5 separate regions of the Mus musculus genome follow, and all the other regions are linked to region 2. Evidence: chromatin loops called from intact Hi-C (ENCODE). Cell type or tissue: heart. All regions are shown on one strand. Region 1 has its middle 110 kb from the start of Btbd3. Region 2 has its middle 63 kb from the start of Btbd3. Region 3 has its middle 180 kb from the start of Gm14062. Region 4 holds the start of Btbd3 (BTB (POZ) domain containing 3). Region 5 has its middle 160 kb from the start of Gm14062.

Evidence for each region. A loop is a pair of places that touch in the nucleus more often than their neighbours do. Peaks named below come from ENCODE experiments on the same cell type or tissue, not always from the same donor. Only the 100,000 strongest peaks of a DNase experiment are listed, where the experiment ranks them.
Region 1: it touches region 2 in a loop (2.1-fold over the local background); 2 of 42 quality-filtered maps call a loop at or near these places.
Region 3: it touches region 2 in a loop (2.9-fold over the local background); 4 of 42 quality-filtered maps call a loop at or near these places.
Region 4: it touches region 2 in a loop (6-fold over the local background); 6 of 42 quality-filtered maps call a loop at or near these places.
Region 5: it touches region 2 in a loop (3-fold over the local background); 5 of 42 quality-filtered maps call a loop at or near these places.

Annotation. Positions count from the first base shown.
Region 1 is chr2:138,382,741-138,387,740 of GRCm38, reverse strand. No RefSeq gene overlaps it. Among named protein-coding and RNA genes, the nearest start is that of Btbd3, 110 kb to the right of the region's middle. In heart, no CTCF peak of the experiment used is centred here; a DNase peak (open chromatin) is centred at 2,780.
Region 2 is chr2:138,212,651-138,217,650 of GRCm38, reverse strand. No RefSeq gene overlaps it. Among named protein-coding and RNA genes, the nearest start is that of Btbd3, 63 kb to the left of the region's middle. In heart, a CTCF peak has its summit at 1,949; a DNase peak (open chromatin) is centred at 1,900.
Region 3 is chr2:138,050,793-138,055,792 of GRCm38, reverse strand. No RefSeq gene overlaps it. Among named protein-coding and RNA genes, the nearest start is that of Gm14062, 180 kb to the right of the region's middle. In heart, no CTCF peak of the experiment used is centred here; a DNase peak (open chromatin) is centred at 2,512.
Region 4 is chr2:138,278,001-138,283,000 of GRCm38, reverse strand. It overlaps Btbd3 (BTB (POZ) domain containing 3), which reads right to left and starts at 4,508. Exons shown (of 4, transcript NM_145534.2): 1 at 3,744-4,508; 2 at 3,162-3,252; 3 at 2,510-2,628. The coding sequence starts at 4,093. In heart, CTCF peaks have their summits at 1,301 (motif pointing right), 2,424, 3,141 (motif pointing left), 4,601 and 1 weaker place; DNase peaks (open chromatin) are centred at 1,010, 1,280, 3,770, 4,520 and 2 weaker places; H3K4me3 peaks cover 2,387 bases; H3K27ac peaks cover 1,623 bases.
Region 5 is chr2:138,037,995-138,042,994 of GRCm38, reverse strand. No RefSeq gene overlaps it. Among named protein-coding and RNA genes, the nearest start is that of Gm14062, 160 kb to the right of the region's middle. In heart, no CTCF peak of the experiment used is centred here; a DNase peak (open chromatin) is centred at 2,504.

The DNA.
Region 1 (5,000 bases), 170 kb before region 2:
AGATGAAAGGGTTTATTCAGGTCATACTTCTATACCACTGTTCATCATTGAAGAAAGGCAGGACAGGTACTCAAACAGAGCAGGAACCTGGAGGCAGGAGCTTATTCAGAGGCCATAGAGGGTGTTTACAGGCTTACTCTTCATGGCTTGCACATCCTGCTTTCTTGTAGAATCTAAAACCACCAGCCCAGGAATCGCACCACCCACAGTAAAATGTCCTACAGGCTTGCCTACAGCCTAATCTTATGGAAGATTTTTCTTATATTCTTTTTTCCCCCAACATAATATGTGTGCTGCTTATCTGGCGATTTCATACAATGCACTGCAGTCACATTAGCTCTCCATCTCTCCCAGGTCCACTCTCTCACCCTTGTGCCCTCCCTCCAGTAAAAAGGAAAACACAGAGATACATGCCAAGACAACTTCTGTTACCATATATTCATTGGGGCATAGGGAAGGTCATTCCCAGAGTAGAGGGGGACCAGTCTCCAGTGAATGGTATACCAGTAGCTGCACTCCCCTGCTTAAACCTCAAGTCTCTCAAGGTCCATTTGGAGGCATTTTCTTAGTTAAGGTCCCCTCCTTTCAGATAGCTCTAGCTTGTGTCACGTTGACTTAAAACCATCAAGCACACTGCCTGAACTGAAATCCTGTTGAGGAATTTGGGATCTACCCTTAGCCCACAGCTCTTGATGATCCTCTCAGCATCTCTACCCTGCCTGCCTGAGTTTTAGTTCTGTGATTCTCTAATGCTGACTCTTCTTACTTCCTTGTACTCCCGTGACAGTCTCACCCTCCAAATCTATCCCATCTTCAGACATTCTCCACATTGCTTGGCCTTTCTCTCCTTCAGAGAAGGTCACATGATAAGGATGGGTGACATTTCCAGAGTGGGATCAGTTACTTTTTAGAAAGAATGGTCAGCCCTGAAACTGTACATACAAGTGACATCATACAAACTATATATACAGCTTAATTAGGAATGTATACCTATATACACACCAACTTCTCTGTTTCTCTGTTTCTGTCTCTGTCTCTCTTTCACACACACATACACACACAATTAGAGAAAAAAGGCATTAACTTGGAAGAGAGTCAGAAGTTGTATATTGCAATATTTAAAGGGAGGAATGGGAAAGAAGAAATGTTGTATTTATATTATTATATCAAAATGCATTTTTATTGTAAAGCCAATAAAATTTATTTAAGAAATTTCAATTCCTCTGCTGTCCATCCTGGTCACTTAGGTTCAAGATTTCTGAAAATAGCCCTTTCTCAAAAAAAGATGCTTAATCCAGTCATGCTAACAACCCTTTATTCTTTTATATCTCCTTGAATTAAAGCCACATAGTCACAGCGACTTCAAAGTTCTCCACCAAAGAATTTCTGGTAATTTCTTCAAACAATTTACTTTGGGAACCATTTTAAGGTAGGCTTCTCACTTGCTAACACCCCCAACACATCTGAAGAGCTCCACTCACATTCATGCCTAGAGAATAGTATGTAAGGCTTAGAAAAAAATATGGTAGCATTTCCAGTTACAAAAACTACAATCTAAGTTCCCTGTCCAGACTTAGTAGCTATATCCAGAGAGTCCACCCCTTACACTCCTCCTGAATGTAATCATAAAGGGGGGAACTATATCGCAGACCTAGAAAGCCCCTCTGTGGAAACTGATGAGCTCTGGATTAGTTTTCCTTCATACATCATACCAGAGACAAGATGTCTTCAGCTTTGGCTGTGAATAGATGTTCTCCTGCCCTTAATTTCCAGTGCCTTATAAATAATCAGATTCTTTAATGAATGAAGGCTCTCAGCAACTTGGGTGCTTATTTGGCCATCTGCATGTTCTCACTGTGAAATTCTCTAGCTGTTTGTTAACTTGCCTGTGTCAAGGAGTGTGTGGGTGTGGGTGGGTGTGTTTGTAAACACCACTGGCCATTTCTTTCCACTGCCTTGGAAGATGTTTTTTATTCATCATAACATTTTATGTTCTTAAAAACAAGTCACCAGGAGCCCGGATATTCTCAAAACTTCTCTCCATCCCCCCAAACCCCCCAGTGCTGTGACATGTATTTCCAGTGTATCTTTAGAGGATTCCACTGTGTGGTAGTGGGAAAGGATTTCCAACACTCCTGAGATGAAGTCATAGTCATAAATCTGTTCACCATTTCTTCCAGTTTGCTTTTACTGAACTACTTAGAAATGGGATCACTCTGTGTTGTGCAGTTAATAAAGTGGATGAGACAGCATCATAGGAAAAATGCTGGACTCCAACTTGTGTCCCTAAGACTTGCAGGTGGCCCTATTCTAGACAGATGTCATGTGTTTGCAACTGCCAGACGTCAGCTATGGCTCTGAGGGTGGGATGGGAGTTGTCATGGGTTCTCGTCCCTCCCCAGGGCAAACTCCCAGCAAGAGCAAGGTAATTTAGTATAAGTTGGTTACTAAAGTCTGTGGTAAGGTTTCATCCACCCGAACATGAGACAAATAAGTATTTCAGCAGAAGGAACTCTGTGATACATGTGACAGGTTCACTGAATTAAGAAAGCCACTACATTCACAGCAGTTACAGGGAAGTGGGAGGGGAGGACTAGGAGAGCAGAGAGGTTCATGCGGTCCCTGGCAGATTCTGATTTCTCTGCTTGCCTTCCCCAATTCTCTCTCCTCTACTCTGCTCCTCTCCTGGGAAGTTTTCCTTGGTCATTATTGTTGCCTTTACTTCCTTACTCAAACTCCTGAAACCAACAACATAAATAGCACAAGGGAGACTGTGTGACCTCACCTCCCACAGGAAAAGCTGGACCTGAAACAATAAGCACTACCCCCACCCCACCCCACCCCCACACACACCATTCCTGGACCCCTTCCATTCCCAGAAGCATCTTGGATACTTCAGCTAAAGCAGAGAGCCTGAGTTTAAGCAGAGGCCTGCGGGGTACTAGAAGAGGAAACAGGTAGTAAGTCAACAATTAGGGCACAGAGCTGCTAAAAGCTCTTACTCAAAGCGACCTAAGATTATACTGTGAACAAATTAAATTGCCTGCTGCTTCCATTCTCGACAGGTGACCAGCAACATACAGTGATAAAAGACCAAGCAAATATACTGAATTGGATTTCTGCCTTTAAAAAAGGTATCGCCAAAACTTAGAATCTGACATCGATTTTTCTAGATGATAATTCCCACAAAGGGAGGAGAGGAAGTCTTGGTACTAATACTCAAAGGCTGAGGCCTTAAGTAATCTATATTCAGTAAATGCCACAATCTGGCATTCCCACAAAGCATAGTGACTTCTCTCTGGCTTCCGAACAATTAAGGCATAAATTAATTTTAACAAATCTTCTCGGTGAGGCTGAGATGTCAGTCTGGCAGTGTTTCATACTTGATACAAATTCAAGAGAGAAAATGAGGAAGAAATAGATGTCTATTCAAGCAGCCAATGACAGTGGACTAATGGAGACCACTCTGGACTTCTAAGCACACGGACCTGCCAACCACAGTTGAGGCCCAGCAACAAAATCCCTACATTATCAAATTAGACAATCTTCATGAAGGCAATCCATAGGCTGATAGAGAGCCTAGACTGAAACCCCAACATTTAATTAAGAAGTCACCTCTGCTTGCTAATGGCAAAAAAAAAAAAAAAATCTCTAGTATCGCACTCCCTAAGCAAAATCACTCAAGGGAACTCTTGCCAAACCCAAGAGAATATGAACTTACTGAGGTCACACAGCAATACAATAGTGAACAGAACCACACAGATGTGGGTAAAATGGACCAGTTTAGGGAAGATGTTGGCAAGTTCTTACTAAGAAGTGCAAGTTGTGCAACACAGTTCCTAACCCAAACCCCTAGGAGCTAAAGGCATCCTATAAACCTGTTAGTCATGAATTCCTAAGATCTTTCGGAAGAATTTCTGTCTGGTTCCCCTCTATGCAGATCCCTGAATGTAAAGTGTTTTCAGCAGATCACACTCCCTGTTCCGCTGTGTCCTTTTACTTAATGCTGTATAAATCATTGTAGGAAAACCAAGAGCAAAGCCTGTCACAGATTACATATTAGATGACACGCAAAGCTTACATTTTAAAGGCTTAGTTCTAAGCCTGGCACTACTAGGAAGTGGCAGAACCTTTAAGAAGTAGGGACTACTGGGAGTTTGGGGTCATCTAGACATGCCCTTGAAGACAATAGAGTGACCCAGCCCCTCTCTCTTCCTCTCCATTTTACTTCTTGGCTATGAGGTGGTATTTGTTTTCTGCCCTCTACCCCCTGATGTGATGCAATACTTCACCATTGGCCCAAAGCAGTAGGCTAGTGCACTGAACCCTCTAAAACTGTGGGCCAAAATAAACCTTTGCTACTTAAAATGTGGGTATCACAGGTACTTGTAATAGTAATGGAAAGGTAACTAGCAGATTAATTAATATAGTTCATCAAATCTAATCAACAGTGTCTATACTACAACTCTGATTTTTTTTAGATATTTCTCCAAATCGTTTTTCTTTTTTCTTTTCTTTTCTTTTCTTTTCTTTTCTTTTCTTTTCTTTTCTTCCCTCTCCTCTCCTCTCCTCTCCTCTCCTCTCCTCTCCTCTCCTCTCCTCTCCTCTCCTCTCCTCTCCTCTCCTTTCCTTTTCTTTCCTTTTCTTTTCTTTCCCTTTCTTTCTCTCTCTCTCTCTCTCTCTCTCTCTCTCTCTCTCTCTCTCTCTCTCTTTCTTTCTTTCTTTCTTTCTTTCTTTTGTATTGTCTTTGGTCACTTAGGGATCTTTAAGTTGATTTTACACACATAATCTGTGAGTGGCCATAACAGTCATCATCCTTGTTCCTAGAGTACAACAGTGCATGTAATCAGGATAACTCAGCAAGTGCTCATTGATACTATTAGTTTGTGCTTCAGAGACATTACAGGAAGAATAAATGCTTGAAATGTTATCTTCACTAAGCTCCAAGTTCCATTAAAGTAAATAATGTACATTTTGTCTATTGAGAAAAATAATACAGA
Region 2 (5,000 bases):
AGAGAGAGAACAGCAAGGAATATGTAAGTCTTTTGACATGCTCAAATATCAAAAATGAATCTCATCCCATCACATTGTGTTGTCTGCTTTCCCAGTTTGAAGCTTTGTGTGGCTTTGGGATTTTCATTGGTAAGTAATAGCAGGAGTGAAGAACTGTTGCTGGCCTTTGCTATGTTGTAGGTTCTTTTTTTGCCCAGCTTTATCTCCCTAGTTTCACTTCCATCACTAGATAGGAGAGAAGGAAGGATAGAGAGGAGAGAGAGATGGAGATTCTTGAATCTAATTTATTTCTTCTTGTTTCATCTTTGATCACAACTACTAATAAACCACAACCTCTCCTAGCCGCCAAGCCTAGGAAAGTTTTCGTGGAAGTCAGGAACCACATAGAAGAGAGAAGAGTTATCCTAGATCAGTATTTCTGAACTGAGTTAGCCACCATCTAGCTAAGTCCAACATAAACTATAAAACATGTGCCAGGCAAACTTCCTAACCTTATGGGTTATTTTTGCAGCACCAGCCTAACTAATAAAGATAACATAAACATACGATGGCTACCACATTGTTCTGTGTCCCCATCATATACATAAACAACATTTAATCTTGAACTCTAATTTGAACCTAAAAAAGTTCTAGTGGTGTGTGTCCTTTATCTTGTTTTGGACTACTATTGTTTTGAAGAGCATCTCCAAGGAAGGGTGAGAAGATGTCAATATATAATTCTTATCTACAAGAAATTCATCGTGCTGTGGATGAGACAGCTCTCTGTAAATAGATAGCTGGCAATCCAATATGATATGTGTTGACATAGATTTATGGAAGCACAAAGCTGTCAAAAGGAAGAGGATTTGATTTACCCTGCTGGCAGAAATCGAGGGTGGCTTTCCTTGCTGGTTCCTGGATGGGGGCAGGGAGGGGAATGAAATTTCAAATAGAGTAAATCGTATAGACCAAAAGATCTAGGTTTCTAAGCTCAAGGATCTAGGGAATGATAAAACTGGAATAACGCAGAATCAGGAGCCTCTGTAAACTCCTGGGTTGTGGGGTTCCCACTTTCTTCTTGGTTTCACCTCCAGTGGCAGCTGCGGCGCTCAGTTATTAATTCTCTACATTAACTCCAGTGCAGATAGTGGCAAACATGCTTGAATATCTGATGAAAACAATCTCTTCCTTTGAATTCTTCCTCCTTTGTACCCAGAGTGGCATGCATGAATTCCTTGCTTCTAACCAGATCTTGATAATTCAGTTTTCCACCCTTACATTTATAGGATAATCTAGAAAATAACTTTTGCAGAAGGATTAAATGGGAGAAATAGAAGAATGATAAGAAAACAAGGGCACTGCTGTAGTGTTGCCTAGACCAAAGTCACAGGAAGCCTTGACTAAAAACAGTTATAAAGAGAAAATATTGGCTCACACCCAAAATGAAGACAACATCTTTAATTCTCTTCATTACCTCTCTACACTCTATATGTGCGACCTTGCACAAAACAATCTCATTAACGAGAACGCTCCATTATGGACCCTCCATTCTCTGGGCAGGACCGTTTTGGATCTGACAGGTTTCACCACATCTGCTGGAACAATTCTGTCTTAAGCCAATATCATTCCTAGCCTTGATGAGGATAACAGCTACCCAAATGTTTTTATCCCCAGTCTTATTCCACATATAAGGCTATTATGAAAACAGTGGCCAGAGCCAATCTTGTAAACAAATAAAAAAGAGTAATTCAGAGCTTCAGAATTTCTCGTTTCAAACAGCTCCATTTCCTGGTAACTGGTAAAGCTGTGTACTCTCTCTGGGTGGACTCCACCCACTTCTCTGGTGTCTTCCTTTGCCTGTCTTCCTCAGCCATTGTTCTGTGTCCATACTGCTTTTCCTGTTCTCTGAACTCTGCCAGCCTTGTTTTCCTTTGAGCTTTGTACTGGCTGCTCCCCCTGCCTGCAACTATTTTTGCTGAATACCCCCAGGGCTGGCTCTTGTCCATCTGGTCCCAGTCCAGATGTTTTCTGCTCAAAGCAACATTTTTTTTCCTTTCCTTCCTTGTTCCAAATTTCATCATGTTCCATCACATCACGAATGCATTTCCATCAAGGCAAATATCTAGATAGATCTTATTTTCTGCCCTATCTTTTCCTCCCTGCCTTCAGTTATCTCTTACTGAAGCTCACTCTCCCCCTGTCCTTGTGCGTTATGATAGTGGCTTCTCTCCCCATCATATAATCTGAACAACAACAACAAAACACCAGCAGGGCAGGGCCCAGTAGACACAGAATCGTTTTAGAAAGGAGACATTTCTAAGGCTATGGCATATATCTGAGTGTCCAAAATGGGGGAAAGAAAAACAGAGGTCAATTTCTAATGTTCTTAAAGACTTAATATATTTGTATTTGTAGTGCACGAATGTTTTGCCTTTATTATGTATGTCTGTGCACTCCTAGGCCTGGTGTCCATGGGGACAAGAAGTGGTCACCAGAACTGTAGTTATTATGAGCAATAATAATGAATCTGAATAAAACTGAATTCATGTCCTCCGCAAGAACAGAGAGAGTTCTGAACAGCAAGAACTCTTAACCACTGAGCCCTCTCTCCAGTCCCTTCCTAGTGTTCTTACAAAGACAAGGCAACCCACATGCTCAATAGATGACAGAGCTATCAGCCACATCAGAAGTATTACCAAAACGAGCATATTTTGGACAGAAAATAATGACATTGATTTTGCTTAGAGTCCAGGAAAGAAGGGAGGACTGAAGACAAGGTTTATCATTATCATTATTATAGAAAATACAACACTGCAAAAATGTTTGTAATTTGGAAATCTATATGGCATCTAGATTGATAACTATAAATTGGAAAGATATAAGGACATTTGTATGAAATATTATATTACACACTTGTAATTGTAAAGAGTCTTACATTTGAGGACAGGAGTAAGTGGGTAGACAAGAGAGTAAAAGAAGAAAAAGACAGGGTTTTTGAATTTTAGAAGTGTTTAAAACAACTCAGAATTATCTTAGAATCATGATATTTTTAAGGCTAGTTTCAGAACATATTTATGACAGACTCTGACATTTGGTATTGTAATTCATTTATCGTTTGTTTATTTGGTTTTCTGTCCATTTACCGGATCTTCTGATTCCCTGTAGTTGTAAGGGGAATTAGAATGAGAACATTTCATCAATCCACTCTTCTCTGTGCTTTCCTACCATACAAATCTCACTACTTCTTTGTAAATTGATACAAAGTCCAAGTGAGCCCCACTTCTTTATTTGAATGTTCCTATGGTGTTTAAAAAAAAAAAAAAGTCCTTCTCTGCGTTTAACCCTGAGTGTGGGAGAAAGAAAGCTTTTTAAGTCAATGATGGCAAAGAACACTGCATTTGTAAAACAATCATGCTGTCACACTAATCTTGATTATCATCTTGCTATACTTCCAAAGGAGGGAGAAGAAGGAACAGCAATTAATGAAGTTCTGCCATCATATTGTCCTGTGGACATGTACTGGGGATTCTTCTTGACTGTTCATTTATATAGGGGTGTTCAGGGCCGCCTCTGGTCAGTTGGGCCTGGCTGTTGAGCAAGCCTGGGGAAGCATACCAGTGAGCAGTATTCTTCTCCCATGGTCTCTGTCTTGAGTTCCTGCTTTTGTGTTCCTAGATGATGGACTGTAAAGTGTAAGAGACTTGACATTCATGGAAAGCATTATCCCAAAGAAGTCTAAGAGATTATATTATACTAATGAGGACAACTGTGACAGGCTGCCTAAGAGATTATATTATTATTTAGAAAAGCAAGAAGGAAGCACAGAAGAGAAGGAATATTATTCTAGCTAAGGAAACACTGAAAGCTTGATATTTAGCATATCGATTAAAATAAATGGTGCTGAAGCCATAGGAATTCAACAAAATGTAACATAACCTATACATGATGGTTCAGGTTGAGTGGCAAGGGTCTTTTGTCTGCCTCTTCCAAGATATGTTCTAAAGGTTTAAGCTCATTTCTTGGAGTGACTCCACAACATGAGCCATGTGCTTCTAATAAGAAAGATAATATAGAAAACCATTCTACCTATTCAGATGGGTAGTCAGACTGAGCACATTCTACTAGCCAGAGTCAGTCATGTGGTCCTATCAAAGTACAAGGCTCCCAGAAAAGCCTTCGAGTATTCACCTCTGTATTTGTCAGCCTCTGACAGAGCCTCTCAGTAGACAGCTATATCAGGCTCCTGTCAGCAAGCACTTCTTGGCATCTGCAATAGTGTCTGGGTTTGATGTCTGTATATGGGATGGATCCCCAGGTGGGGCAGTCTCTGGATGGCCTTTCCTTCACTCTCTGCTCCACACTTTGTCTCTGTATTTCCTCCTGTGAGTATTTTGTTTCACCTTTTAAGGAGGACTGAAGCATCCACATTTTGGTCTTCCTTCTTTGTGAGCTTCATGTGGTCTGTGAATTATATCTTGGGTATTCTGAGCTTTTGGGCTAATATCAACTTATAAGTGAGTGTATACCTTGTGTGTTCATTTGTGACTGGGTTTCCTCACTCAGGATGATACTTTCTAGTTCCATCCATTTGCCTAAGAATTTCATGAGTTCATTGTTTTTAATAGCTGAGTAGTACTCCTTTGTGTAAGTGTACCACTTTTTCTGTATCCATTCCTCTGTTGAAGGACATCTGGTTTCTTTCCAGCATATTACTATTAAAAGTAAGGCTACTTCAAACATAGTGGATCATGTATCCTTGTTATAGATTGGAGCATCTTTTGAGTATATGCCCAGGAGTGCTATAGCTGGGTCCTCAAGTAATACCATGTCTAATTTTCTGAGGAACCGCCAGACTGATTTCCAGAGTAGTTATACCAGCTTGCAATCCCACCAACAATGGAGGAGTGTGCCTCTTTCTCCACATCGTTACCAGCATCTGCTGTCACCTGAGTCTTTGATTTCAGCCACTCTGACTGGTATATTAGGTGGAATCTCAGGGTTGTTTTGATTTGCATTTCCCT
Region 3 (5,000 bases), 160 kb after region 2:
ATTTGGCATTCCTCAGGTGAGAATTCTTTGTTTAGACTCAAGAAGAATGAAGACCAAAGTGTGGGACACTTTGCCCCTTCTTAGAATTGGGAACAAAACACCCATGGAAGGAGTTACAGAGACAAAGTTTGGAGCTGAGACAAAAGGATGGACCACCTCGAGACTGCCATATCCTGGGATCCATCCCATAATCAGCCTCCAAACGCTGACACCATTGCATACACTAGCAAGATTTTGCTGAAAGGACCCTGATATAACTGTCTCTTGTGAGACTATGCCAGGGCCTAGCAAACACATAAGTGGATGCTCACAGTCAGCTATTGGATGGATCACAGGTCCCCCAATGGAGGAGCTAGAGAAAGTACCCAAGGAGCTAAAGGGACCTGCAACCCTATAGGTGGAACAACATTATGAACTAACCAGTATCCTGGAGCTCTTGACTCTAGCTGCATAGGAATTAGAAAATGGCCTAGTTGGCCATCACTGGAAAGAGAGGCCCATTGGACATGCAAACTTTATATGCCCCAGTACAGGGGAACGCCAGGGCCAAAAAATGGGAGTGGGTGGGTAGGGGAGTGGGGGGAGGGCATGGGGGATTTTTGGGATAGCATTGGAAATGTAAATGAAGAAAATACCTAATTAAAAAGAAAGAGTATTTCTGCTTGCTTGGTATTCAGTACTCAGACGAGTTGGGTGGCAAGGTGAACTCCTTTCTGTTGGAGGCACTCCTGCTTTGTGTTTTATTTACTTTTATCATTGTTGTGGCAAAATATCTCCTCCAAAAGCTATTGAAAGAAAATTTTATTGGCTCATAGTTTAAAGATACAGTGTACCATGGCAGGAAGCCATGGTTGGAAAAGACACAATAGCTGTACTGGAAAGAGCAGCTGGTCACTATATATGTATAGTCAGAAAGAGAGAAAGATAAATGCTAATGTTTGGCTAGCTTTTCCATTTCATTTTTTATTGCTCTAGGACATGGGCACACAGGGTGGTGCCATCTACATTCAGGGCCTGCCTTGAATCCTCAGTTAAACTCTTTTGGATACACACTCACAGCTATATTCAGTGATATGTCTCCTGGGTCTCTTAGGTCTCCTGAATGAATTCTGAATCCAGTTAAGTTGGCAATAAAGGTTAACCATCACTCTTGTTCTCCATAGGGGGGAAAATCAGAGTGAAGAATTCAAATTTGATAAACCAATGGGGAAGACTTACACATCACACTAACTTCCACGCTAGGCTCAATTTCTTCATTTATGCAGTAAGAATAATTATGTTTTACGGGACATACCTATGACTTAAGAAACAGCAATAGTTAATGAGCAATTCTTATGTTTATTTCTAATAGTAATAAATATGTTGTTGAAAGAACTCTGTGGGCTTTAATTTTTTATTATTTTATTTTATTTATTTCATTTTATTTATTCACTATACATCCCACTCACTGCTCCTTCTCCTGGTCACCCCCCCACCCCAGAAATCCTTCCCCCTTTGTCCTCTAAGATGGTGGAAGTCCCCTGATTATCTTCTCACCCTGGCACATTGAGTCTTTGCAGTGCTAGTTATATCCTCTCCCACTGAAGCCAAAGAAGGCAACCCAGTTAGAAAAACATATCTCACAGACAGGCAATAGCTTTTGGGGTAGCCCCTGCTCTAGTTATTTGGGACCCTCATGAAGACCAAGCTGTTCATCTGCTATATCTGGAGCCGGGCTAGATCTAGCCTATGTATGTTCTTGTTTGGTGATCCAGTCTGATAGCCCCAAGGGTCCAGATTTGTTGACTCTGTTGCTCTTCCTGTGGAGTTCCTACCCAACTTCTGCATAAGAGTCCCTAAGCTCCATCCACTCTTTGATTGTGAGTCTATGCATCCCTCTGAGTCAGCTGCTGGGTGGAGCCTCTCAGAGGACAGCCATGTAAGACTCCTGTCTACAGGCGCAATAGCATCATTAATACTGTCAGGGATTAGTACTTGCCCATGGGATGGGTCTCAAGTTGGGCCAGTTATTGGTTGGTCATTACCTCAGTTTCTGCTCCATCCCCAGTACTTGTAGAAATAATATGTAATTTTGAGAAACACTGTCATCTAGTATTATTATATACTAGCATATATAATAAAAAGAAGAATTCAGTGAAGATTCTGGGCCAAGTTCTGACTCCTTGTGCCCTCCAAAATGCATCTGCCTTTAAATCTCTAGAACCTGTGGGTGGGATGTAATTTGGAGCAATAATCATGGAAGATCTAATCATGGATCCTGACTGAAAATATCCTAGATCATCCATTTGAATTCCTTATCTAACAGTAGCTCTCTCTCTATAAGAAATGCAAAGTAGAAGACAGACACAGAGACCCCACGAAGGCAAAGGCATTGGAAGGAATATTATAGGCATTTTCCCAGGAAGCAAAGTCCAGCTAACAAGCACCGGAACCTGAAGAAGCTGGGGAGGTTTCCTTCCTTCAGCCTTTGGAAGGCTCTGTAAACCCACAAGAGAATGAATATATGCAGCTTTAAGCCACCCCAGTGCCGGGAATTTGTTATGGCAGCCACAGGAAACAGATACCGTGAGTACTAGGAAGTAAGAACATTTAGTTTCCTTTCCAGGGAATTAGGACCTGGCACACAGACAAATCTTTCAAGAAGGTGAAATTTGTTTTTGGCATTTTTCCATCTCCCTAGGTGTAGTGGTGAGAAGGCAGACACAATTTCTTTTTTTAAACTTCTTCCAAGATTTTCCTTTTTCGTCACCATTTATACTCTATTTTTACTTTATCTGCTTCAGCTCTCCCCTCCCAAAACCTGGCCTACGTTTTACTCTAAGAGTAGAAGAAGCATTTTGAGCAAGTCAGCAGTAAGGCATGCCATGTCTGTACCTCTGTCTTGGTTTGATGCCTTATAAGCAGAGCCAGAGGTAAGATTATTTTGCCCAATTGATTTCTTGGGAGGATAACCTTAGGAGTAAGGCTGGGGGGAATGGGAGAGTGGAAGAGGAGCTCAGCGGGTATGTCCTGGAAAGTCTAGTGTGGCACTGATCCCATCTGGAATGAATGTCTTCTTTTTTTCTAATAGAATATATATATTTAAATCTAACATCTTTAGATGGGCAACAAGACCCAGCAGAAAGTACTAAGAATTGTCCTGCACTCTCTCCCTCCCCTTAGTTTCTGTCCCAAGGTGGTACTTTTCTACAGCTGATGAACTTACTGACACATCATTACTACCAGAAGTCCGTAGTGTACTCTGTGGTTCTCTGCTGCTTTGTACATCTAAGAGGTTTTTGTGAATATACAATGGCACTTGAGTTTACCATTACAATATCCTGCAGTGTTTTTGCTGCTTTAATCTTTGCATTCTGCTCACTCATCTTCCCTTCTGTCTTCCAGGAGGCATTGATCTTTTTATACAGTTTCTTTCCATAGCTCTGTCTTTGAAAAACATCACATGGTTGGAATTATATTGCTTGATTCCTTTCAGAATGGTCCCTTTTTCCCCACTAAAAAATATGCATTATTAACATATTTACAAATATTTTGATGGCTTAATGCCCCATATACTTTTAATATCAACTAATAACTTTGCACACATTAAATTTATCTATTGGTTTACATAGGACATTTTTGGCTGCTTCCAAGTTTGACTAGTTATGAATAGTTCTACAACAAACATACATGTTTAGTTTTGTGTAAAAGCTTTTAATTCACTTAGACAAATACTTAGGATAACTCCTCATCCCAGAGAATGAGTGACATCCTGGGAAAATGAGTAACAATTCCAAGGGAATAAGTGACATCTTTCTGCTTTGTCACTGAGCATCATTAATTGAGCATTTATTAGCCAGGCAGTGACTAGTTGTCTCAGACATATTGATTCTCCAACAAGATCCAATAGCCTAGTGGGAGAATCAAACTGAGAGGGTAACTTTATTAACTGGTTAACTGAATGCTGAAGCAAGAAGTTTGAAGGTGAGGGGATCAGTTTGAGGTTAAGCCTAGAAATTGGAAACTTGGAGGTAGACTTTCCCTTGGGAATCAGCACAAAGCAATGTGAAATGGTGTAGAAGAAGGTCATGAATGAGGAGGTCGCATGGTCAAATTTAGAGTTTAGATTGTGAGCACAGCACTCTGGGGAAACAGATAGGAGTAGAATATACAGGGTTCAGGGAAGCTGACAAAACTCCTACGTATCCAATAACTATTAAGGATCTACAACAGTAGCTTTGTCCATAGAAGAAGAGATGGGTATTCAGGAGCTATTTAAGAGACAAAATATACAAAGAGATGTGACAGATTAACTATCTAGCTGAGGTAGAGGTTAGTACTCAAATAACTAGTAGGCTTCTAGTTTTTCTGGTGTGAAGAATTATCTATGAAAAGACAACATTGAAGGTGATGAAGAGTTAGAATAGGTTTCACACTTAAGTCAATTTGTTTTTGAGCAATATGGTGGGCCTTATAGAAAGAGTTCATCACCAGAAATTGAATCTAGTGGTGAATCTGTGTAGAGAAGCTATCAGAAACCACAACGTGGATGGAAATGCATAAAGATAATAGCAAGTACCATGAATTCAGAAATAAGAACTCTTGGTGCTCTTTAAATAATGACAATCCTAGAAATCAGAGTGAAGAGGAAAGACAGTGGCGGAAGTGGCCCAGGAATATGTGCTATAACAAATCTAAAAGACTGAACTGTTAGAAAGGAGTGTTGAAATCTAATGCTGATCTAATGCTAAAAGTCAAATAAGGCCTGGGCAATGTGGTTCTCAGGTATAAAGACACAGTGGCTGACTGAGTGATAGGATGAAGAGACTGAACTGTACTGGGGAGTAGGGTGAGCAAAGACAAGTGAATACTGAAAAGTCTGCTGAAAAGTTTTAGCATGAAAAGATTGGACCACATTTACATCAATAGTAAGCAAGCATGACCACCAACCAAACATCAGATATTAATCCAGCACTGGATCAGGGAAGGGGTGATGCTAAGCTGCTATCTACATCCTTAGG
Region 4 (5,000 bases), 65 kb before region 2:
ACTCCAGGAGTCCAGAAGAGGGCACTGGCTCCCTGGAACTGGAGTTATGGGCAGCCGTGAGTCACCTGAGAAGGTGCTAGGACCCGAATCCTGGACCTCTGTAGAAGCTGCACTCCTAACCCCTGAGCCATCTCTCTCTTCAGCACCAGCAGAGTTTAAAGTAGACATATATAGCTCTATTCCACTTTCTGTTTCAATAAAAACAAATGTCTTTTGAAACTATAAGGTCAAAGTTAAAAATCTTAATGATTTGGGACTTTTCTAAAACACAAAATAAAACCTGATATTAAATATTTCTGAAGTGGTTCCAAGTTTAAGAAATCACCACATAAACTTCACTACTACCTTTTCAGCGAACTCCACAAATCTTGTGAGTATTAAAGTTCTAAACTCCTATTTGTCCTATTTTCAGAACTAAAGCAAACATTACTTTCCCCTGTATCTATTCAGAGACAAAGCAGAGAGCTCACACGCACACTGATTCAGTGCGTTAGGGAGCTGTACCTATCTTAGGAGATGAAATACTTCTTGTTGTTTGGGGGAATGGTGGGAGTTTCTTGAGACAGTGAAGGTGGAACCGACCTGCAATCTTATATTACAGGACAAAAGGATAATCAGTGACAACTCTGCCCATGACAACACTGAGAAAATTTATCAAAGTTTTTAAGCTAAAGCAGTGGGTACTTTGATTTTTTTTATAGTAATTTTATTTCATGTTTGTAAAACATACCTAACTTAAGAAACCAAGATTAGCTTTCGCAAGGAAAAAAAGAAAACATAAACACACATAAACAAGCCAAAAGGTTCCTCAGTAATAAACACTTTCTTCCAGGAAACTGTCTTCTCTATAGGCTAAGCCGGTTACACCGGCAAGACCACTCGACAACACAGCTGCAGTACAGTTGTGCTTTGCCTAGGGCCAGGACTAGGAGAGCATCCAGAATATGGGCTGGATTTGTAGCCTCACCCTGGAACTCAGGGAGCTGCCACTCCTTTTCTGAGTACAGCTACTCCCCTAGGACACAGGAGGGGAAGCCTCAGTTCCTACTGCTGTTCCCAACAAGGCAAATGGAACCTCACTCACGCCCTGTTCTTTCCACCCCGCCTGACTCCATAATTTTTAAAAACTGCACTAATATGCTCTAGGTAATACATCTATTTACAAGAGAAGATATTTGGCAAACAATCAAGATGTAACTTTCCGACATTCCTGCTCCTGTTTCCTGACTGTACATGTGTCTGGGAAACAACACCCTACTGGACTTCAGTGAGGCCAAGTTGCTAACTAGGGCTGCATTCTACCAACAACAGATGGCACTGTCACACGCAGAGCGGACTTCACAGGCAGTGAGGAAGGGCATGGATCCAAGCAGGTAGAGAGGTTTCTCGGTGGTGTCTCTAATGGACTGATGCTGAAGGTTAAGAAGTGACGAAGCAGTTACTGTTATGGTCACTCACACGCTCACTGCCTTTAACCTCCCTGCTCCCGCTCCCCACTGGGAACGGTCTAGTTCAATTAGGCTTCAATGTCATTACAGGACCAGGGAATTACATACTTAAAAACTCTGAAACGGACTAGAACTTATTTTTCAGTAAGCAGTAAATAAAAAATAATGATTGTTTTAAAAATTGTAAGAATATTGTCAAACTTTTTGACCCACTTGGCAATTTTTCTTCAAAAACATTGTTTTTTAAATTTATTCCGATGAAATGAAATTCCCAGATCAAAATATAGCCTTGAACAGTTAAGAAAAACCTTATAAATACAACTTATAATAACTAGGCTTAATCTCACTGTTTAGCATTAGACCCTGGTAAAGATGATTCCCAGGACCCGATTAACATGCAGTAGAGTCTGTAAAGTATCTATAAGATATGAAAAATTTTAAGTAAATATGTGACTACCCCAATCTTTTTTACGTTTTTATATTACTAATTTAAAATTGCTTGTATTAATCTACAGACAACTATAGGAAACAATCCCTTCAAAAATCTCTTCATCAAAAATTTGCATGTCCAATTTTGTGGGTAAAATATATGTAGTCAAAGATGAGATACTAAGTTCCACTTCTGGTGGCATTAGACAACACAGAAGGCATGTGTCGTCCTAGTGTTGCTAGCTAAACAAGGTACATCACTGCTCTCATTGTGAAGTAAAGGTCTATTTCTCTGAAGCCTCCTTAAAGTGTCCTGCTTTCAGAAGGAGAACATCCCTATTAAACAGTGTTTATTCCAGAAAGCTATTTTTCTTTTAAAATGTCCCTAAAAGCAGCTCACCACGTGAGCTCTTTGCCCCTAGGCTCTAGGCTAAGGAATGGCTCTAACTGCCTGCGACATTCCATAGGACTTCCCCGAGCACAGAAGAGCGGTTCTAAGACCATTTACAAGGCAAGCAGCACCCCCTCTCTTTAGAATCTCTCGCTTACAGGAAACTCAGATCTGACTGAGAGGCCAGCAGAGCAGGAACACAGCACAAGAAACTCTTTCCAAACACACACATCATGCTTACTTCAGCATGGCGAGGAAGGCAGCAGGTTCGACGTCTGGGATTCGGATTTCATCTTTGTCCTCAGCGAGTTCTCCGTAAAACATTGCATGGAACACTGAGCTCCCGACAGCGAGGACGTACTGTGGAGAAAGGGAGAGCTCCCTTCACACACTACACTGAAAGCATTTGCAGAGTCAATCCCCAAAACCACTAGCCACTGAGGGCCGGGGGCACGTAAGGTACATAGCCCACCGTCGTAAACAGCCAGGCTATGGTGCACTGGACAGGGAGCATGAGACTGTCACACAAAGTGGGCTCTCCATCAATATCTCAAAGCTTTGACATTAATATACACCCCCACCCCACTGGGAAATAAATCAAACCATGGGCTCTTTATCGGATTTCTATAGGTACAGTAAACAGAGGACTTTCCAAGCCAGTTACAACATTTCCTAGCCCTGGAGAGTGAGAAGCGCACATTTCTGGGTGATATATACAACCGTGTAGAAGGAAACAAAGACAAAATGAAGTGTGGCCAAAGGTCTATATTCTCTGTAACTGGGCGAACCATGCAGTGGCTGCCGGCGGGCTGCCTGCCCACACCAAGCTCTGTGCTGACAGGGTCCCTCTATGTAAATCTCAGGACTAAACCGGTAATGCAGCTGTTGCTTACTTTGTGTCCTGGCAACCGCTGAGTCCCACCTGGTGGCCCAACCACAAAATGTACGTCTGCCATCAAGTCATTATTGAACATCACCGCATTTCTACAAACAAGAGGCGAGTCATTAATTCACAACAGCCTGTATTCTTAGCAGCCCTTTCCCCAACATGCAAAACTTCAGAGTTAAGCTAAGCAACAACAGCTCAGCGTTCCACTCCCAGCTAAAGAGCATACAAAGGGTCCAGCCACACCACTGCCTGAAACCACTGCAGACACATGGCAAGGAACTCAAGTTTTAAAAGTTAACTAAACTTTTACAGGGCTTAGGACAAATGAAGGGTTTCCTGTCTCTGTGCTCCACAGACACAAAGCTGCTGCTTAAATGTTACAGCTTGCAAAAATATTTTTATCTAAGAGGAAAACAGCTGTACTGCTTTGGAAAAGATACAAGGCAGCTTTCCATTACCAGTAGAGCCTCTGGGGAAGAGGAGCAGGGATTCGTGGTAAACTGCATTACAGTCATGAAAAAGCAGAGACTTCACCACCGGCAAACTTTGAGAGTAAACACGCTAGCCTGCCAGCAAGGGCGCTTACCTTTCTCGGATGGTGGGATAAAGACCCTGCCAGTTGGGGGCCGGGATGAGGTTGTTGTTACAGAGGTTGTGCTGGTGTTGCTGCTGGACAGTGGTGCTGCTGGAGTTGGCTGGCTTCTTACGGGGGAATATATCAGCAGCCATCTTCTTCTTCTTTTTAGTCTTCAAGGTAATTATTTCATAACAAACTGGGGGCAACTTGCTGCTCCCACTGCCAACGCTGCCGCCGCCGCCGCCGCCACCGCTGCTGTTGGCTTTCTTTGAACCTTTTTTGGACCTGTTCTTTACTGTCTCTGGAAGCATCAAGAAGAAGGTGAGACATTTCATGTTCTTTTCTTTATCATCTACCATGAGTACAGGATGTCTCTCTTTAGAGCTAGATCTCGCAAAACTGCTCAAACATCAAGGCAAAGAGGCTAGCCGGAGCTAAGATGTTAACAGAGACCGGCAGGCTGCTTTCTTCCTGCTTTTCCCAGCCAGGCAAGGTGACCTTTTCACTATGTTGAAGAGAAACTGGCTTTAAGTTTTATCCAGGACCGGATCTGTTAAATACATTCCCATCATGATTCCTGGTTTTCTTACTTGCGCATAAAACCAGCCGTTCTCTGGATCACCTGCAAAGCTGAGCAAAGGAGGCAGGCAGAGAGAGAGCTGAGGCGCTTGCTTTCTGAATTAGGTTAGCAAGATGTGGCGAGCCCAGCGAGTCAGTACGGCCGCGGCCGGCCGGTGAAGTTGTGTGGTGAATGGATCGGGAGAGGAGAGTAGGTATTACAGCCCTGCAGACGGAGTCAGACAGCCAGAGCTCCGAGCCAATAGCTGAAGCCACCAATCAGGATTGGATGAAGCCAAACAGTGACACCTATTGTAGCATGCACAGCTCTGATATTAAAGGAGCAGCAGTTACATTCTCTTTTCTACTGTATATTTAATTAAGATAAACAGCAAATGAAAGACATTTGCAAACAGGAAGGGAGGGGTTTATTTCTCTTTAGTACAGGAACATTTTCATTTCAACCAAAACAAGCAAAAGCCATTAACAAAGAATGGGAACACATATGTCTAATCTCTCTTCCTGGCAACAATCTTCCTCCTAGCAGCATTTACTTGCAAGTATTTTGAACAGGATCTCCTAGACTATAAAGCCAAAGGGAACCAACGTACTGAAATTAAACCAAACACATTTAAGCCCAGCCACGGCAGGGGAGGGGAGGGGTCTTTTTTTAGTCTCTGGATGTTTTGCTAAGGCTCTGCATTTAGC
Region 5 (5,000 bases), 170 kb after region 2:
CATGGAGTTATTCTGCACCATTGTGCAGGTGACTGGTCCCAGCAAAGTAACTGTACATCTATAAGGTCTTTCCCAGAAGATAAATGACTTACAGTTTAAACCCTCCCTTCTTGAGACTTTCAGTCTTGAGTCCTGGTAGGAAGAGTGGATGGAGTTGTCAATCTGAGTTGGTAAAAACTGTGCATTTTCATCATGACCAACCGGGAGATTAACATTTTTTGAATATACCAGTATCTTTACCTTTTATAAAATCAAGAATAAACACTATTTGAATCAAAGGAGAACTCATAAGACGCTCCAGAGAACTTATTTTTCTAAACCTTTATTTAAAAAAAAAATACAGTTTGAAAATCCTAAATAAAGGGTAAATATAAAAGTAAAAGAAGAATACAAATAAAGCTGGAAAGGTGAATGGAATTTAAAAAGTAAAAAATATTCAAAGATTTTTCATTTAAATATGCATAAACTATAATAAATTTTATCTACAAAAATTTCTAGGTCTTTGACCCCAAAAATTATTCTTTTATTTATTTTTTCCCAACCCAGAGTATTTTGATTAAAATTCTTTGAGACCTTGTTTTTAGAAGAAATCCCCAGACAAAAAGTTACTAATGTCTAGTTGATGATGTGAGAAAGTGTGTACAGAAATCTGCCAATACTGGGATACACAGCAAGTCTCACTGCTTACATGCACAGAAGCCAAGAGTTTTGAAAAATGAAAGTGCTTTATTGCAGGTTGGTCCATTGGGAAACAAGAGCAAACTCAAATCTGTCTCATGGATGAACTAGAAGCAAATGAAAAGATGTTTTCCTATCTTGCAGGAAGGAGAACTTCATAATGTTGGTTTGAATTGGGGATTTTCCATCCATAGAGTTGGTGTTAATTGGTAAATTTCCATTCTCAGTCATTCTGGTCCCTTCTGAAGCTTTTGATCCCATTCTCTGTTTCTGATTTAACTCTGCCAGGTCTGATATTTGCTTTCAGGCTCTGCTTGTTGGATTATTTTGTTCCTTCTTCAGATTCTCTTCATCCATGGAGATTTTTACTCCAATAAGCTCTCAAGGTCATATTGGGGGCATGTCCTTTGTCAACTAGTTGCCTCTAGTAAAGTGACCTCAGAGGACAAGAACAGCGAAGAGGTCTATTCTGAGCCATCAGAAATCACAGCAGTTGGAGGATGGGTAAAGCACCCAAGTGAAGGGCACCAAGAACTTCTACTATATGTACCAGTGTTTACTATATATACCAATGTTTACTATATATGCCAATGTTTACTATACGTACCAATGTTTGACAACTTAGAAGAAAGAAGTCCTCCAGCACAGGCTGCAATGTAGTTTAAAGTTGTTATTCGTGAAGCAAATATTTGATGTTGGAGGAATAAAGAAACTGTTTTTGCATAGTGCAACACCAGGCTTTCTAAGAAAGGAAGATGTACCCAAGTACAGTAGTTAAACTTTATCACAGAGGTATAAGCAAAAACATTGTGTCTCCAGACAACTAGTGCAACTGATCACATTCTTGGAGTATGTGAAAAACTAAAGCCACAAGAATCTGATATCACTGATTCAAAGTTCAAGGCTAACATAAAAGGATGGTGTCATGGTTTAAAGCAATATTTTGAAAGAAAAGCACGTATTTTTTAAAAACTTATAGATGTACATTTTACAGTATATATAGCCTTAACGTTTCAGGAAATATGGTACCAGACAATAACATATTTGTTTTAAGGAGAAATTATATTGAAAACCACCTGACAAATCAAGAAACGTAGATGATAAATCCACCAGGAACACGTCATATTTTATGCTACTGAGAGCTCAGTAGAATCCTGGGAGAGGCTTGAGAGTAGACCGGACTTTAAATAACTCCAAGGGGGAAACAGGAAAGCAGGGGCCTGATTTTAGATCGGATTTTGTCAGGATATTGGGATACATTTATCTAGGAGTTAGAAAGATTAACCTGAACTAGGCCATAGTTGGAAAAGAACAGTGACTCACAGATGTGAGAGGGGGTGGCTTAGTCATTGTCATTGTGCTTAGGCAGTACTGTAGCACTTAGTCACTGTCTTGGTGCAGAAGTGGCCTGGGCTCTGTCTTTTTCTGGATGTAATGGTGACGTGGCCTCTGGTGAGCACTATTTACTTTCAGGTGGCACCAGCAAGGCCAGCTGCCGTAAAGTATGTACGCAATTCACCCGACTGGAAGTTGAAAGTTAAAGGCCTAAGTTGTGTCTCGGTGTGTGGGAATTTGTTCAGTTTTTATAACCTCTCTGAACTTCAGCTTCCTTGACTATGAAACAGATCTAGTAACACATACTTAAAATGATGAGTGAGAGCATAAAGCTGGAATTAGGGACGTAACATGGCAAGCATTCAGAAACATGTTGATTCACTTCTCTGACGGGACAGGGGGTGGGGGACAGGCTGCTGAAGCATCCTGGGCCTCGCTTGATCAGGAGCTGGCTGTGTGGGAACAAAAGTGATTTGTGCTCCTAGATGTTTCTGCGATGGCCAAGCAAATTCCCAAGCAGAATAGTTATGAGGATTCACACAGCTGGAATTGGGAGTCTCCAGATACATCTGAGGTCCTGCTCTTCCCAAAGTAGAGTCGGAGCCAAACATTCCTGGCAAGTGATTTGTTACAGAAGAGTTCCCTGGAGAGATCTGCAGAGGATTGTGGGAATTAGTCTAGGGAGGGGAAGAATGTTATTCGACGCGTTCTCACGACCGGCCAGGAAGAACACCACAGACCAGAATCTTCTGCGGCAAAGCTTTATTCTTACATCTTCAGGAAAAGAGAGCAAGAAGCAAGAGAGAGGGAAAAGCAAGAGAGCGAAAAAGCAAGAGAGAGAGAAAACGAAAACCCCGTCCCTCTTAAGGAGCATTCTCCTTCGCCTCGGACGTGTCACTCCTTGATTGGCTGCAGCCCATCGGCCGAGTTGACGTCACGGGGAAGGCAGAGCACAAGTAGTCATAAGATACCCTTGGCACATGCGCAGATTATTTGTTTACCACTTAGAACACAGGATGTCAGCGCCATCTTGTAACGGCGAATGTGGGGGCGGCTCCCAACATCTCCCCCTTTTTCTTTTAATAAGAGCAAATAGGCCACCCATATTAATGAGAGTGGAGATAGAGGTCAAATCCCCAGTGTGTAGGTAAAGGAGCCATGTACAGGATTAGCTCTTAGGCTCACAGGCTTTTACCCAGAGCAACCCTGACCTGCTCCCGTGTCGTTTTGCCTGGGGGAAGGGAACTAGGACACTGAACCTTCATGAAAGATGACATGTCTCCCTAGAATAGGCTCATATATGCCGCAGAGCCTTTCCATTGCAGTGCTTAGCCTTGCAACTCTCTCGGGCTGCTGAAGCACACTCACTCTATCTCGTGCAATGAGACTAGCCTCGTGAGATATAAGAGCTGAGTGGCCAGCGACCTATTGCCTAAGCATAGATATATCAGGGGAAGCTCCATGTTCTAGTCCTGCAAGCGCCTGGGCAATAACCACCTTGTCTCTCCTAGTTTAGGCCCTAAGCTTACAGACCAATCAAAGAAGCAACACCAATCCACAGCAAAGTGTATCTCCAAATAATATTAATCCCACCCATTTTTTAAAGAAAGAAAATGCTGAGGAGATCCAATTGGGTAATCCTTTGGTCAGGGACAGGTCCAAGCGCGTGGAGTTGACCTGAATGATGGCAAGCCTCGAAGGGTCTGTTCAAATTCAGCCATCCAATTCTGTAACATATACTGAAAAAGACTTTTTGACAAATTAGCTGCCCTAGTAAATTTAACATACTGAATGGAAATAACACACAATCCCGGAAACTTTTGTTCACATCCCTGCTGAGTTATTTGTCATAATACATCTAGTTGTATCTGGACAAGATCTATGAGTTGATTAACCAGCATGAGACCTCTCTGTATCTTGACATTAACTGAGGCCTGTTCATCTATGACTGTAGTCACTGAGGCTGACAAAGTGTTAATGGTGTCAGTCATCTGGACCTGTCCAGACAGAGCCAAGGCTGTCTGAATTAAGGCCAAACCCAGTTCCTAGTTAGTGGTAAAAAAGCAGGAGAATACTTGAGCATTATACATCACCGTCATTGGGAGTGGAAATGTCGACATTATCCCCCAACGCTGCTCTCTCTTTATTATTGACGCCCTGGACATCACCAAGACGAGGGACATTAGTATTCCCTTGGTCAGTCTGGATTTTTCGGGTGAGTCTTTCTGGTACCCAAAATGGGTTGTCTTCATTCTGTGGGAAAACACAGATAGCTCCCCTGGATCTTATCAAGATAGGATCCGGGCCATACCATTTATTATCAAGGACATTTTTCCATTTAACCATCTCATTGGGCCTATCTGGCTCTGAACAATGACGTTCAGCCGCAGTATGGCCATGAGCATCAATATTTAAAAAATTGAGTGTAAAGAGTGCCAAAGACACCGACACTCTTGGTGCTCGGGGTACAGTCTCCTCAAAAGTTCCCCTCTTCTGTTTTATAAGATAGGCTTTGAGGGTGCGATGCGCACGCTCAACAATACCCTGTCCTTGAGGGTTGTATGGAAGTCCAGTCAGGTGGGTTACGTCCATCTGACGGCAGAACTGCTGAAATTTTTGAGACGTATAAGCTGGTCCATTATCAGTCTTAAGGAGTCTGGGTTTCCCCCAAGCACTCCATGCCTCAAGACAATGTTGAATCACATGTGAGGCTTTTTCTCCAGTTAACGGAGAAGCAAACATGATGCCAGAACATGTGTCAATGGACACATGGAGATATTGAAGTTTTCCAAAGGAAGAAACATGTGTAACATCCATTTGCCAGACCTGTAGAGGTCGAATACCGCGTGGGTTAATTCCCACATGAGGAACTGGCAAGAACTCACAGCAGCTTTGACATTGAGTAACAATGTCACGGGCTTCTTTTCTTGTCAAGGAGAAACGACTGCGTAATGTTTCAGCCGTCACATGAAAATTATTATGAAAAT